2 separate regions of the Mus musculus genome follow, and region 1 is linked to region 2. The links are chromatin contacts, found by POLR2A ChIA-PET in ENCODE. All regions are on one chromosome and are shown on one strand. Each heading gives the region's core, a stretch centred on a gene start or an enhancer-like site at or near the end of the contact. The rest is flanking DNA. Distances are from core to core; before and after follow the strand shown. Region 1 overlaps Zfp697 (zinc finger protein 697). Region 2 holds the start of Phgdh (3-phosphoglycerate dehydrogenase).

Region 1 (7,154 bases), core at 4,350-6,849, 78 kb before region 2:
AAGGATACCGCTGTCTAAGCAATCCCCAGAGAGGACTGCAGGAATAAGGCTGTAGACTTGCTCCCGTGCATGGGAAGAAGGGGGGGGGGAGGCAGTAGTGGCTGGAGATGCAGCGCAGATACATCTTGATAGGGTACTTGCCTGGTGTGTAAACCCTGAGTTGAGTCCCAGGCACCGTACAGAACCACATGTGCTCACGTGTAATTGGGATCCCAGCACTTAGGAGGTGGAGGCAGGAGGAGCAGAATCTCAAACAGTGTGTCAGAGAGCAGCTGCACTACAGGAGAGACCCTGTCTCAAAAACAGAACGTGCTAAAATAGAAAGAGCAAAGAAAAGTATGGTGAGCAAGGATGTCCCATCCTTGGCAAGGAGCTTTCCCTCCCCTATCAGGGTCTTCCTTGTCCTGAAAAGCAGGAGTTATGCATTGAGGAGATCCCTCCCCTGGGTGGGGCGGGCCCAACGGAAGTCAACTAGCCTCAGTCAACTAGGTTAAGTCTCCTCAGTGGAAAGAGGGTAGTGCTACTTAACCTTTCTCGCGGGGAGGGCATCAGAAGGAAACTAAAAGGCACTGTGGAAAACATCAGAGAGAGTCTTAGTGCTCTGAGCTTCGAGGCTGTGAAATGGGTACATTGTTCCTCTCCTCTCCGCCCACCTCTCGAAGATAAACCGGCTCATCTGGACAGACACATCACCCCAACAGTGTCTCAGATCTTTCTCCATGGTGATGACATACTCCCTTCTTAGAGTGCAAAGACTGAGCCCTTCCCTTAAATGTCCTAGGGAAGCTGTTGTGTCTGAGCTTAGTCAATAGCATCATGCAGGGCAGATGGGTTCCCTTGGAAGGTGGACCAACTACGCTGCCAAGTTTCAAAGGAAGAAAGGGATATTATTATAGTCGTGAACCTTCTCAGAGGTATACCAACTCCATGTGAGACTTCTGTCCCAAGTCACACTGTACACCACTCTTTTGCCTTCTGGAGGTTAGACTCAACAGTCAGGTACATCCCTTGGATCTGCACATACAGTGCACCTGAAGGTGGTGGTGGAGGATGGGACTCATGCAAGAAGAGGTTTGCAAATGTGACTTATTGGTTTGCTGGGGGTGGGGGGGAGCAGGGGGTTAAGAGAGGTTTTGTTTGTTTTGGTTGGTTGGTTTTTTATATATTTTTTATTAGGTATTTTCCTCATTTACATTTCCAATGCTATCCCAAAAGTCCCCCATACCCTCCCCTCCACTCCCCTACCCACCCACTCCCACTTTTTGGCCCTGGCGTTCCCCTGTACTGGGGCATATAAAGTTTGCATGTCCAATGGGCCTCTCTTTCCAGTGATGGCCGACTAGGCCATCTTTTGATACATATGCAGCTAGAGTTAAGAGCTCCGGGCTACTGGTTAGTTCATAATGTTGTTACACCTATAGGGTTGCAGATCCCTTTAGCTCCTTGGGTAATTTCTCTAGCTCCTCCATTGGGGGCGCTGTGATCCATCCAATAGCTGACTGTGAGCATCCACTTCTGTGTTTGCTAGGCCCCGGCATAGTCTCACAAGAGACAGCTATATCAGGGTCCTTTCAGCAAAATCTTGCTAGTGTATGCTATGGTGTCAGTGTTTGGAGGCTGATTATGGGATGGATCCCTGGATATGGCAGTCTCTAGATGGTCCATCCTTTCGTCTCAGCTCCAAACTTTTTCTAAGAGAGGTTTCTGACTGACTAACTGCAGCAAGAAAAAAAGGGCGTGCGTATCCCAAAACTAAACGGCAAGGTTAGGGACTGCAGCCCACCTCCCTGAAGGGTGGAGCATGGTGGTCCAACCTGGCAGGGAAGGAGTACAGCTTTACTGCTGAGACCTTTAAATGACAGCTTCTTGGAGAGCAAGAAGCAGAGGATGCTCTGGTTGGTGACCTCCTGTACACCCAGAGATCAGATCAAATGCAGCAGCTCTGTTTCTCTAACTTCAAAGAGAGCTAGGGTCTGAGCTCCCTGACTGAGGCTGGCATCTGAATTCACAGGACTGCCAGCCACACTGAATCAAGGCAGGCTCTGAGCTCCCAAAGGAATCCTCCTTCATCCTCACCACAAGGGGACAGAGGGTTAAGTAGGCTCTGGAAAGAAGAAGAGCCCCTATCACCCAAATCGACAATGTTAACAGATTTGTTTTTAAACGCCTTATGTTTGCAGTAGACTTGAAGTCTATACCTGCTGCCCCCTCCCCCCAAACACACACACACACACACACACACACACACGCACACACACAGACTCAATTCCACTCACACCATCCCATCCTGGATTGTCTATCAGGCTATGATAGAAGTTATTTAGAGTTAAGGACAGATTTTCAAGACACGTTATTTAATAAAAAGCTACAGCTGGGTTTGTTTGTTTGGTTGGTTGGTTTTGTTTTGTTTTGTTTTTCAAGACAGGGTTTCTCTGTATAGCCCTGGCTGTCCTGGAACTCACTTTGTAGACCAGGCTGGTCTCGAATTCAGAAATCCGCCGGCTGTCTCTGCCTCCCAAGTGCTAGGATTAAAGACGTGCACCATCACCGCCCAGCTACAGCTGGTTTTTAAAATACCTTATTTTCATTAATGTAGACACAGTCGTGTGTAGGTTAACACATATATACACAGGCACAGAAAGAAAGGTCAGGAGCCCATCATTAAACTATTAACCATCTCTCTGTCACTTCTTGGAGGCTTCTGGCTGGTAATGCTTATCTTACCAAAACCCAAGGATATAGACTATGTTCAACTTCACAGACCAGAAACAAGTACAGAGGTGATTAGACCAAGGTGAACTACAAAGCAGACCTTCTCAAACAGCTGCTGGTACTTTGGGAGATTGTCACCATTTTTGTATGCATTTGCATTTTCTACAGTAAACATGTATTTTTTTTTTAACCCAGGAAAAAAGGTTGCCTTTATTTTCAGTAGGATCAAATATGTTAATGAAAACCTGTGATTATTCTAGAAGCAACAAAACTCACAAGCCGAGCAGCTGGGGTTCTGTCACTCCTGAGGACTTAACTTTCAGAAGTGCTATCGACCCCCTGGGGAGGTTGTAAGGGGGTCGGGGTTGTAACTGGAGTGTCCGCTGGGCACCAACAGACACTCAGCCACTTTGTTCCAACTCCTTTCCTACTCTTACTCAAAAACTAGCAACATTTTTCTTGGGGGAGGGGGAGTGCTCAGCCAGGGTTGGATAATGAGTAGTCAGTAGGGCAGAGTGATCACTTTGTAGCCAGACTGACCCACGCTTGAACTGTCTGCTCTTAACCAGCTACCTGACTTTATGTGAGTCACATGACTTGGAGGAGCTCTAATTCAGTGCCCATAAAAACAAGGATGCTCCCTCCTACTTGCAGAGTCATTCTAAGAGCCTGATAAATTACCATTTGTTAAAGCTGATGACACGTTAGATACAGCGTAAATAGAATTTATAATGAATTACTTTATTATGAAGTTCCTTGACTTAAATCATTGCACAGTAAACTAAAGTCACTGTCCACAGCTATACTCCCTGGGAATACATTATTTTTCCAGCTTCAGGCAGAACTTCCCTTGGCCTTACTGCTGTTAATAAACAACTCAGCATGTGAAGACAAGAGTCAAGTTGTGGGTGGTTGCTGAAGGGAGCTGGATATAGGGTGAACAGTTGGTAGTTGCTAAAATATCCATCTTAAGCACAGAACTTCAGTCTAAAGCTAAACAGAGGAGTGGGTGTGTGTGGCTTAGCATACTGTTGCTAAAGGAGCCTGCTCCCCCAGTAAGAACTGAGAGGAGATTAATAAGGGAAAAAGGAGTTGTCCAGCAGGGAAAACTAACTCCACATCTAGTTCTCCGGACTCACAGAGGCAAAGGAGAGGAGCAGCAAGTGCTGATGGGACAGAGTCCAGGGTGCAGCCAGCACCGCCACTGCACTGTGTCGGATCCCTGCTTCTAAGAGTTTAAATGTGGGAGGTGAAGGGCAGGTGGAGAGATGGCTCAGCAGTTAAGAGCACTGGCTGCTCTTCCAGAGGAGCCAGGTTCAATTCCCAGCATCCACGTGGCAGCTCACAGTTGTCTGTAACTCCATTTCTAGGGGATCTGCCACAAACATACATTCAATAAAAATAAATAACTTTTAAAAGGAGTTTGAATGTGTCTTGAGTCCTTGACAACCAGGTTAGTTGGTTAATAGAGGCACTAAATCAGTTTTACGAGCTCTATCTTGTTAACCCACCACCACCTTCAAATGGCCTTTCTCTTAAATACAGAGCTGGGCACCTCTCTAACTCTATTTAAATCCAAGTTTCTAAAATTTATATATTTTTCATGTCCCTTGTTCCTCCTCGATGGTCCCAGCTTTTTAAAATGGTAACATCCTTAAAATAACTAGGAAAATGCTCAAAAGCCTCACTCATCTGAAGGCCATCTGAAATGCCCAGTCATTGCACCGGGAAGATACTGCTACAGAGTGGGGGAAAGGTGATCTAGTAGCTTTGGGGGAGGGGTTGTTGTTGTTGTTGTTGTATGTTAACAACATGGTCTGTGTCCGAGGCTGGCCTTGAGCTCCCTACATAGTCAAAAATAATGCTGAGTTTCTCGTCCTGAGATAACAGGTACTACCTGCTGGGCTTATGCAGCACTGAGACCCAAACCCAGGAGATCAGGTATGCCTCCCAAGCCGTGACAGTTCACTCAGTCAACTGAGGTGCATACCTACCCACAAAGTATCTCTATAAAAAGGAAGAGGCGAAGACTGGAGCAGAGGGGAGCGGAAGCCAGGAGAGCTAGAAATCAGACTTTGACCTGGGTCTACTGACATATTTAGCCCCCTCTAGAGCTACCTGCAAACTATTCCTTTGATCGGGGTCCTACCCCTTCAAAGATCAGATCTAACTTCCTAGGATGGTCAGTCAAGCCCATACCACCCTCCCACCTCCCTGGATTTTACAGAGAGAAATTAAGGCCAGAAATAACACCAAGTGACAGAGCACTAGCAACTCCTACCCTCCAGTGGCCCTGCCCTGCCCCCAGGGAGATCAGAGACCAGCTTCAATAGTCCCAGGCTGGGAGGCAGTGTCCCATTTGATTGGACCTATGCAACTTATCGTGCTGTTGGTCCAGTCCCTCTCCATAGATCCTACAACTATCAGGAAAGTGGGTTACTCATTTTATGTGTTAAGAATACTACTAGGCAGTGGTGGTGCATGCCTTTAGTCCCAGCACTCGGGAGGCAAAGGCAGGAGGATCTCTGTGAGTTTGAGGCCAGCCTGGTCTACAGAGTGAGTCCCAGGACAGCCAGGGCTACACAAAGAAACCCTGTATTGGGGGTGAGGAAAGCAAGCAAAACAAAAACCAAACTCTGAGCATGTGGCCCATCCCCTAGGTAAAGTTAAGACTCACCTATATCATTGCAAGTGGGGGCAGCTAGCAAAAAAGCCTTGTGACTCAAAGAGGCAGGCTAAACCTGGAACCTCCTGCCCACTCCCTTGGAGTTGGGTAGACAGGAGTCATGTGCTAAGGCCACTGCCAGGTGGCAGGTGGCCAGGCCAGCAGAGACATCTTGTCAGGGAAAGGAAGTGCTCTCTGGGCAGGAGGCCAAGAGTGGCTCCATTCAGCAGCCTCCAGACCGAAGCGCCCTTCCTGTCTCCTACTCATCTCGGGGGGCCCCTTCCTTACCTTCTCAAGATTGAGCCAGAAACTCAGCAGCAGAATCTAGAAGCTTCTTTCTGCTGCTTCCCACGCCCCTGGCCCACCACTCTCTCCCCAGGGATAGTTTGCATATGTGTCCAAGCAAAGACACCCAATTTGGAAGAAACTGGTAAAAACAACTCCAGGCAGCTATGCAAAAGGCTGTATTCAGGACAGGCAGTGAGATCCAACTGGGGACTGCAAGGGTTAATCATTTGTCCATCTTCATCAGCAACCAAGTAAAAGAGTTAACAGTCAAATTTCTTCTTGGTGGGGAGGGGATGGTCTCAGAGCCCTGCACCTTTACTGGCCAGCTCAAAGGGCAATAAGTCAGTCACTCACCTTACTGGACAGATGATGTCTCTGGTGAACAAGGAACAGCAGCTTTGTCACCCTCCTCCCATGTGTCACATTCACAGGTGCCAATGGACCCTCACCTTGGCTGGCTTTCACAGACCACCCACCCCTCCATGCCAGAGACCCGAGTGCAGACTGCTGAGCAAGGTGGACCTGAGTTCCAGACAAAGAACAGCAAAACACGCCTGCAACTAAATACTGACCACTCTCCAGACAGAAGAAGCCAGAATAATCTGGTTTCTGATCTGTAGTTAATGCCCTTTCACCTGGAGAGGGGAGCCCAAAGACAACATAGCCAGTGGGGGGCCCTGAATTCAGTCTCTAGACACACGTGCCCATGGATGTACATGAACAAGCACACACACACACACACACACACACACACCAGACAGACAGACAGACACAGAAAACCACACAATGTCCTTGGGACCAGGCATTTCCTGTCCATTATCTCAGACAGGACCCCTTAGCTTGTGCAACCTGTCACACCCGTCAAGCTTCCACCATGTGACCACTATGCAACTCCTTGTAGACAAAATAAGAATAAGTGTGACATAGAGACAGCTCCTAAATGAAAATTAGATTCTCTGCCTTCAAATGAGAAGCTGGACAAGCACCCCGTAATTCCAGCATTTGAAGGGTCAAGGCAGGAGGACCAGCCAGGGAAATCCTGACTCAGGATGAAACAGTTCAAGGTGCTGGTGAATACTCCCATCCATCCATATGCTCTGTTTTACTGATTAGAATCGTCTACCTGATGAACAAGAATACCTAGCATTCGTAATTCTTCCTCCCCTGAAGACTTACATTTTACTACCTGCTTTTTGGTTTTTCTTCATTTCTTATTTCATAACAGAAGCCCTAGGCTATCCTCAGGAGGCTGTCCTCCTGCCTGCTCAGCAGCTGGCTTCTCTGTTCAATGTATTTCACAGACTCCAAGACCTTGAAAATCTCTTGAACTTTTATGAGAGCAAACGGAGGCTGAGAGAGAGAGAGGACGAGCAATTGACCGGGGCTAGAGAAACAGGCAGAATGTCAGAAGCAGTGGGTCCTAAATCCCAGGCTTCTGATTGGTCCCTCCAACAATCTTTACATCCCTTTAATTCAAAATACCACTTAA
Region 2 (7,044 bases), core at 1,869-4,368:
CCTTAGTTCTTTCTATAACTAACTTCTTATCAGTCTCAGCCCAAATACCATCTTCTCAGGAAAGCCTTCCATGAGCATAAAGCCTAAAGGTGACACACCTTCCTGTTTTTCCTACCGTATCGCTTGGCTTTAGAATCTTAGAATCTCTCTCTCTCTTTTTTTTTTTTTTTTTTTTTTTTTTTTTTTTGGTTTTTTGAGACAGGGTTTCTCTGTATAGCCCTGGCTGTCCTGGAGCTCACTTTGTAGACCAGGCTGGCCTTGAACTCAGAAATCCGCCTGCCTCTGCCTCCCGAGTGCTGGGATTAAAGGCGTGCGCCACCACACCCAGCTAGAGTCTCTACTATACTTATCACCATCACAGGTTATTATTTTTAATTTCTTCCTTCAGCCAGAACATACACTTCAAGAAGCATCCTCTCCCTTTTTATTGCCAAACCTTATTTAAATATATCTTTAATGTAAAAGCTAAAGGGAACCCTGATTCCATCCAGAGCATTCATAAATATGTACAGCATGACAAGTTCTTCATATCCCATTGATCCCACAGAAAAGAGCAAAATAGGATGACGCTGGGAATGAGTTCCTCCCCCGAGTGACAGCAACCCCCACACAGTGCATCTGATTGTAAGGTTACTGTACCATCCAGACCTTACAGCTTATGTCCTCCACAGAATAAGAAGGAAGAGCCAGTTCAACCAGTGAAGTGTCCCAGTAACATTCCTAAGGTCAGGAGACACGGACACTCCTGTCCCACCCTTAGATTAACTCCGGTTTCCCCTTCCTCCTTTTCCTCACAAAAAAAACTGGAAAGTGTTTTTTTGAATACACATCAGGATCTGGATGTTGTGGTGCATGCCTTTAATCCCACTACTAGGAAGGCAGTGGCAGTGGATCTCTGTGAGTTCAAGTCTATAGAGCCAGTTCCAGGACAGTCAAAGCTATGTAGAAAGACAATGTCTTTTTTTTAAATTTTTATTTATTTATGTATTTGTGTGTGTATGTATGTATGTATGTATGTATGTATGTATTATATGTAAGTACACTGTAGCTGTCCTCAGATACTCCAGAAGAGGGCATCAGATTTCATTAAGGATGGTTGTGTGGTTGCTGGGATTTGAACTCAGGACCTTCGGAAGAGCAGTCGGCACTCTTAACCACTGAGCCATCTCACCAGCCCGACAATGTCTTTTTTAAAAAAAGAAGAAGAAAGCATGATACTAGAATGTGTCCAGTAGCACATTAGATCTTACGTAATTGAGTTCTCAATGAGGATAGGTAGGGTGTGTTCATGAACACTGATGCCATAGCCAATAAGAATGTACAGGAACCCAGAAAAGTCTACTCAGTGAAGAAGGGTGGGGTCACTGTAATCCCCTGTGTGGGGCTTCTCTCTTTGACCTGGGGCCAGGTTGTAAGGTCATAGGCACATCAATGAAGTCTCTCCTAACAGGCCAGAGATCTTCACCAGGGCTGCCAACCCCAGCTCAAGGGCTCACAGACAACAGGAAATCATCTCTTGTTTTATTGTTCTAGACAAAATCTCTGGTAGCCTAGGATAGCCTGGAATCAATTTTGATTCGGCTCTGATCTCCCTGGAAATCTACGTCCCAAGTGCTGAGATCACAGACGGGTGTCATCGTGCGGGATTGGCACGGGGATTTTTCTCCATTAAAGTTTCAATTCCAGGGTTCTCCACAGTGTCTCAAAGGATACCCGCCACCTGACATGTCAGCTGACTGGCTTAGAGTGAAGGGGTGCAGGGCACACTAATCCCCAAGATGTCTTTCTTATCTCATCCCCACATCGGACACTTCCCTACTGTCAGGCTCACGTTACGGAGAAGAAAGCAAAAGCCTGGAGAGATACTTTCAGAGTCCGTTTCTTCTTCTTCTTCTTCTTCTTCCTCTTCTTCTTCTTCTTTTTGTTTGTTTGTTTAAGAAGCTGGAAATCAACCCCCGCTGGATCATTGATATTCTACCCGAAAAATTATCTGCTTTACTTCTCACTGTGCAGGTTTGGGGCTCACCACTGGTCTCCAAATAGAAAATTAAGTCGGCTGCTCTCCTCCGGTCCCTATGAACCCTGTTACTGTTACTCTTATCCGGAGAGCCAAGGGCATCCGAGCTGGCCTGCTGTGGCTGCTGAAGTCTCTCTTTTCCCAAGGGGCTGGGCCAGAGAAGGGAAAGGAAGGAAAGTCTAGAGGAAAGGGCAGAACTACTTCCCCAGTTCTTCCAAGAAGGCCAGGGTTCCTGTTTTGTGGATGGAGGTAACAGCACAGGCAGAGGACTTGTCAGTACATAGTTCTGAAAGAGACTCTCTTACTTACATTTGATGTTAAGATTGTGAGGTATAATAGTAAGGGGTGTTATTTATATAATATAATCAAGGCTGAATTTACCTAACAGATTTAATCCCTTCTAAAAAAAAAAAAAGTAATCATCTAACTTCTAAAGACTAAAACCACTACCACCCTTGTACTTCTCTCCCCCTCCCTGACTCCCATCTGGGGCTGACCTGGAACTCCTGGGTTCAAGTGGTCCTCCAGCCTCATTCATGGCCCTTACTGTATCTAGATTTAATCTTAAAGTCTTTTGGGGGGTAAGGAATAAGAAGCCCTTGCCTTTCCCAGACTTGTCTCTCATCTCCCACTGGGATTGGTGGAAGGCAAGAACCAACTCTTATGTACACACACACACACACACACACACCTTGTTCCTTAATCTCCTAACGGTGTGTGTGTGTGTGTGTGTGTGTGTGTGTGTGTGTGTGTGTGTGCGTTGCTGAGAATCGAACCCGTGGCCTTACTCAGTCTAATTATGCTCAACTAGGAGTTATAAATACCCAGCCAATAAATGGTCTTTAAGAGGAAAGAAGTTACTATGAGATTTAATTCCCTCGTGGAGACAGCGTATTTCTGTTTATTTCCAATATAAATCAGCCTGCTGGCATAAATCGTGCGTGTTAAAGCTCACCCGGGGCAGGTAAGGGCTTCACTGCTGGAAGTGTAGTCTGTGTAGGATTTAAAAAAAAAAAAAAAAATGTGTGGGAGGCTCTGCCCGGGGAGGCGGAGTCAGCAGAGTTTAAGCATTTCTGACCAATCAAAAGGAGACTGTTGGCGCGAGGAGGGGGAGGATAAAGGGGGAGCGGGAGATCGAGAACCCTGCCCAGTCACCGGAGCCAGCCCTGCTTGCAGTTTCCTGAACTAAGTGCTTCTGCCCACCCACAGCAACTGATTCTAAGGCCTGACTCTAGCAATGGCCTTCGCAAATCTGCGCAAAGTACTCATCAGTGACAGCCTGGACCCCTGCTGCCGGAAGATCCTGCAAGATGGAGGGCTGCAGGTGGTGGAGAAGCAGAACTTGAGCAAGGAGGAGCTGATAGCTGAACTCCAGGTAAGGCGAGCCGGACACAAGCGTAATCACCGGGCATCTTTATGGCCAAACCCGCTGACCCCAGTGGTTCCAGGGCTGTCCTCCCCTATCTTATCAGTTGGTCCCGGGGCCTCCGGAGATTCGGGACCAGCAGTGGGAGGGAGGAAAAGCAGAGAGGAACGAATGGCCTGGAGGTGCAGAATGCAAACTTTTTGTGCTTTTTGCTACCGCGTGTTTCTTGCCGGCGCTGCAAAGTGCAGCTGCTCCATCTGGTCCTGCGGGATGCCAGAACCTCTCTCGAATGCCAGAACCTCTCTGGAGCTTTCGTGCCTGGCGACCCAGGCTGCGAGCTCCCGGCTCGGGGTGCTACACGCACACCATCCCTGCTCAGTGCAGACTCCTGGGGTGGGGGCAGGGGGCGCGGGGCGCTGGCTCTGCTCCTGCGGGTCCCGTGGCATTTGTGGCAGCGGACTCGCACCGCCTTTTGTCTGATGCAAGACCTTGGCGCTCTTTCCCCCGCCCCGGGGAGCGCTCGCAGGATTCCGGGCGGCCCGGGGGTGCAGCCGGAGCCCCGCGCCGCCCACGCGGCCGCCGCCGGGAGTCAACCTCCACCATTGGCTTCATTGCCGATCAGGCCCGACTTCACTACATCAGAATCCTGTTCCAAGCGCAGTTGGGACAGGTTACTTCTACGAAGTCTTCGGAGCAAACCTCTAATCGTTATAAAACTTAAAAGTCTTTCACTTATTTGAAAAGCTTGTGTAAATCGGGTGACTTTGTTCAGACGTAAGGAAGGGGTTTCTGCTTTGTGAGCACTTCAGTTCCTGCCCTTCCTGTAGATCTAATCCATCCAGGTATGCTGTCTCGTCCCAGCTGTACTGCCCCACCCCCAAAGTTCCACGTGCTCGCTTAGGGCCTGCAGCCAGGAGGAATGTACCAGTCTTCCTGCTCAGGCTGAGGCCTCAAACCGCAGAGACCAAGCGGGGTTGTTCTTGCAACCCTGGAAACTCTCTGAGCTCGCTTGTCTATTTCTCCCAAGACCCTTCCCCGCCCCCAATCCCTTTTCCTCTACCGAGCTAATAGCCACGTGCCCAGCAGCCCTTATTCGCAGACTTTTTCTAGGCCTGGTCTTTAAGAAGCTTGAAAGAGCTAGGTGGAGATGGCACATACCTTTAATTCCAGCACTCAGGAGGCAGAGGCAGGTGGATCTCCGTGAGTTCGAGGACAGCCAGGACTACACAGAGTAGTCTTTTCTCTGTCTCAGAAAGAACAAGAAAAGTGAAAATGAGCTGGCTGGCTCATGCCTAGTATGAAGGAGGCTGAGTTTGATTATCTCCGAGTTCAAGACCAGCCCGAGCTACAGAATGAGACCCTATCTATAAAGCATGACAAGAAAAGGAAAGGGGGGGGGGAGTTGTAGGTTTCTTGGGGAATAAGGCCCAACTCTGAGACAGCTAGTCAGGTGACAGTTCTGAGACAACAAACAGTGGAGCCTGTGGGAATGGAAAGTCCAGGGAAGGGATTGTTGTTATGGTCTTTATGGGTGGCTCAGGCTGTGACTCTTAGAGTGGATAGTACCCATGGAGCCATGCGTCCTTCACATGTCCTGTGACAGTGACCTTGATTCTAAAATCTAAGCAGTGGGCTGAGCAGGAAGGCTGTAGAGTGGCTTTCAGGCCACCAGTGGCAGCAGGCTTTGCTGCTTTCTAGGGGCAGTGAGAAATGTTATATCCAATAGAGGGGCGGGAGGAGGGGGTGTGAGGAGGGTGAGGAGCAGGCCAGGCCTGAAGGGTAGGGGTGGGAGTCCAGTGCTAGAAATGCAGGGTGCTTTCAAGCAGCAGAGACACTTGGCAGGAAAGAAGAGGAGGGTGGGTGCCGCTGACTTGGCTGGCTGGTCTCAGCCTTTAGTGTGCCTTGGCAAAATACCCAGTTCAGAATGCCAATTCTAATCTTGGATTACCTGTAGAAGGACCCACATTTCCATCGTCTCTCCTCATTTTATCTCCTTCTGAGAGTAGCCTGGCAAAGTGTCTCCTGCCAGGCCCCATTTTAATCTTTGCAGTAAGAGGCAAGGGTTCCCCCTTGCTGGAACTGGCCTCTGCTGCTTCATATTCTGGTCATGCTGTTCGCCCTAAGCCCAGGGAGATGTTACCATTCACTCTCTTCCGTAGTGATAGACCGCCAATCACCAAGACGGAGCACACTGGGGCACTGAGTTTTGTAAGTCATGATCGGTGTTATGGAAAACAGTAGAGACGCAATAATATTGATAGAGTCTTGTTTCGTGTGTGGGGTTTCAGTTCCCTGTACTGGAATGGGTGTGAGGGCACGTGGATGTGTGAGTGTATGAGCACAAAGACACAAATTAGAGCAAGTTAGAGGGCTCCTTTTTCTTATATCACAACCATTATTATTTGAGACAAGGATTCTGCGCGCGAGCACACACACAAACACACACAACACAACATGCTCTGGATGTGATGAAACATGCCCATGTAAAATCCTATTACTTGGGACACTGGAACATCGGGATTGCCACATTGCAACATCATTTCAAAAACCTAAAGAGAGAGTAGGAGAGGGAGGGAGGCAGGCAGGCAGAAGATGTTGCCTCATGCTTTTAATCCCAGCACTCAGAAGAAAGGCCAAGGCAGGTAGACAGATCTCTGAGTCCCAGGCCAGGGGAATCATTCGGAGAGCTTCTCTAACGTGCCCTATGCACTAAGTGTTAACAATAATTGAATTACCCACAAGGCCAAGGCCATCCTCCTGGGAAAGAAAGCATGTGTGAACTTGAAGAACAAGAGCGGGGATAGGTTTCCACTGAGTTAGCACAGTTTTTTCTGGAACAGCCGTAAATCAAACATGCCAATGGCATACTGTTTCCTAGCAACGTCTGTAGGCTAATGTGGAGAGTGTGTGTTCCAGATGAAATTCAAGGCGAAGACCCATGGAGGTGCTTTTATCAAGGCGCTTGCTTGATATTCCCAGTTGGTGAGCGCAAGAGAAGAAAGAGCAGGCGCTGGGGTAAGGGTGGAGGGGTGAGGGATTCGATTTTGAGAGCCTTGAACTTAATTCTGCCTCTTCCCCAGTGTTGGAGCACTGGGGTAGAATCCTGGGATTACAGGTATTCATCATGCATGACAGAGAGTGTTCTAATCCCAGAACTATACTAGGAGTTTGGTTAGGTGTGAGCATTTGGGCTGTAGAGCAGGGGAGGAGCACCCTGAAGGAGTCTTTGAGGGATGAGCTATGGTCCTAGAGAAGGGACGAATGGTGTTTAGGCGTGCCGGGGACTGAGGGCTCGGCACAGGGTGGGGTGGCCGGTGGCCTCAGTAAGTTTGTAGGGAAATAAGCTGAAGAAATGGCATGTAATTGATGTTATAAGAAGGCCTTGGAAACCAGCAAACTCTGACTGGTGTTGGCTCTAATGTAGGTCCCGAGCCTTTAGGACATACCAGTTTTGGAAGCATGTCTGTGCCAGTCTTACTGGAGGCACTAAAGGTTCAGTGTCAAAAGCTGGCTAGGGCAGGTGGGTAGAAAGTATAGTTCCAGGGTGTGGGCTCCTTAAAGCAGACTCAGCCAGGGAGAAAAACAGCACTGTGACTGCGGTAGCGCTTAGGGGCTGTCAGAGAAGCAGACGGTTGAAGTCCCCGCGTCCTCTCTGCAGCTG

The links. ChIA-PET counts read pairs that join two places held with the same protein, here RNA polymerase II (POLR2A).
Region 1: POLR2A ChIA-PET joins it to region 2 with 22 read pairs in Patski. The contact joins the enhancer-like site here to the promoter of Phgdh in region 2. POLR2A ChIA-PET finds 5 or more read pairs at or near these places in 3 of 5 experiments (Patski and embryonic stem cell).

What each region holds. Positions count from the first base shown.
Region 1 is chr3:98,415,941-98,423,094 of GRCm38, reverse strand. The region is part of intron 1 of Zfp697 (zinc finger protein 697); the gene reads right to left. Among named protein-coding and RNA genes, the nearest start is that of Zfp697, 37 kb to the right of the region's middle. Within about 2 kb of position 5,599, at least 1 of the 3 ENCODE cell types and tissues checked has a DNase peak (open chromatin) inside an H3K27ac peak, as active enhancers do.
Region 2 is chr3:98,336,043-98,343,086 of GRCm38, reverse strand. Phgdh (3-phosphoglycerate dehydrogenase) reads left to right here and starts at 3,118. Exons shown (of 12, transcript NM_016966.3): 1 at 3,118-3,392. The coding sequence starts at 3,255.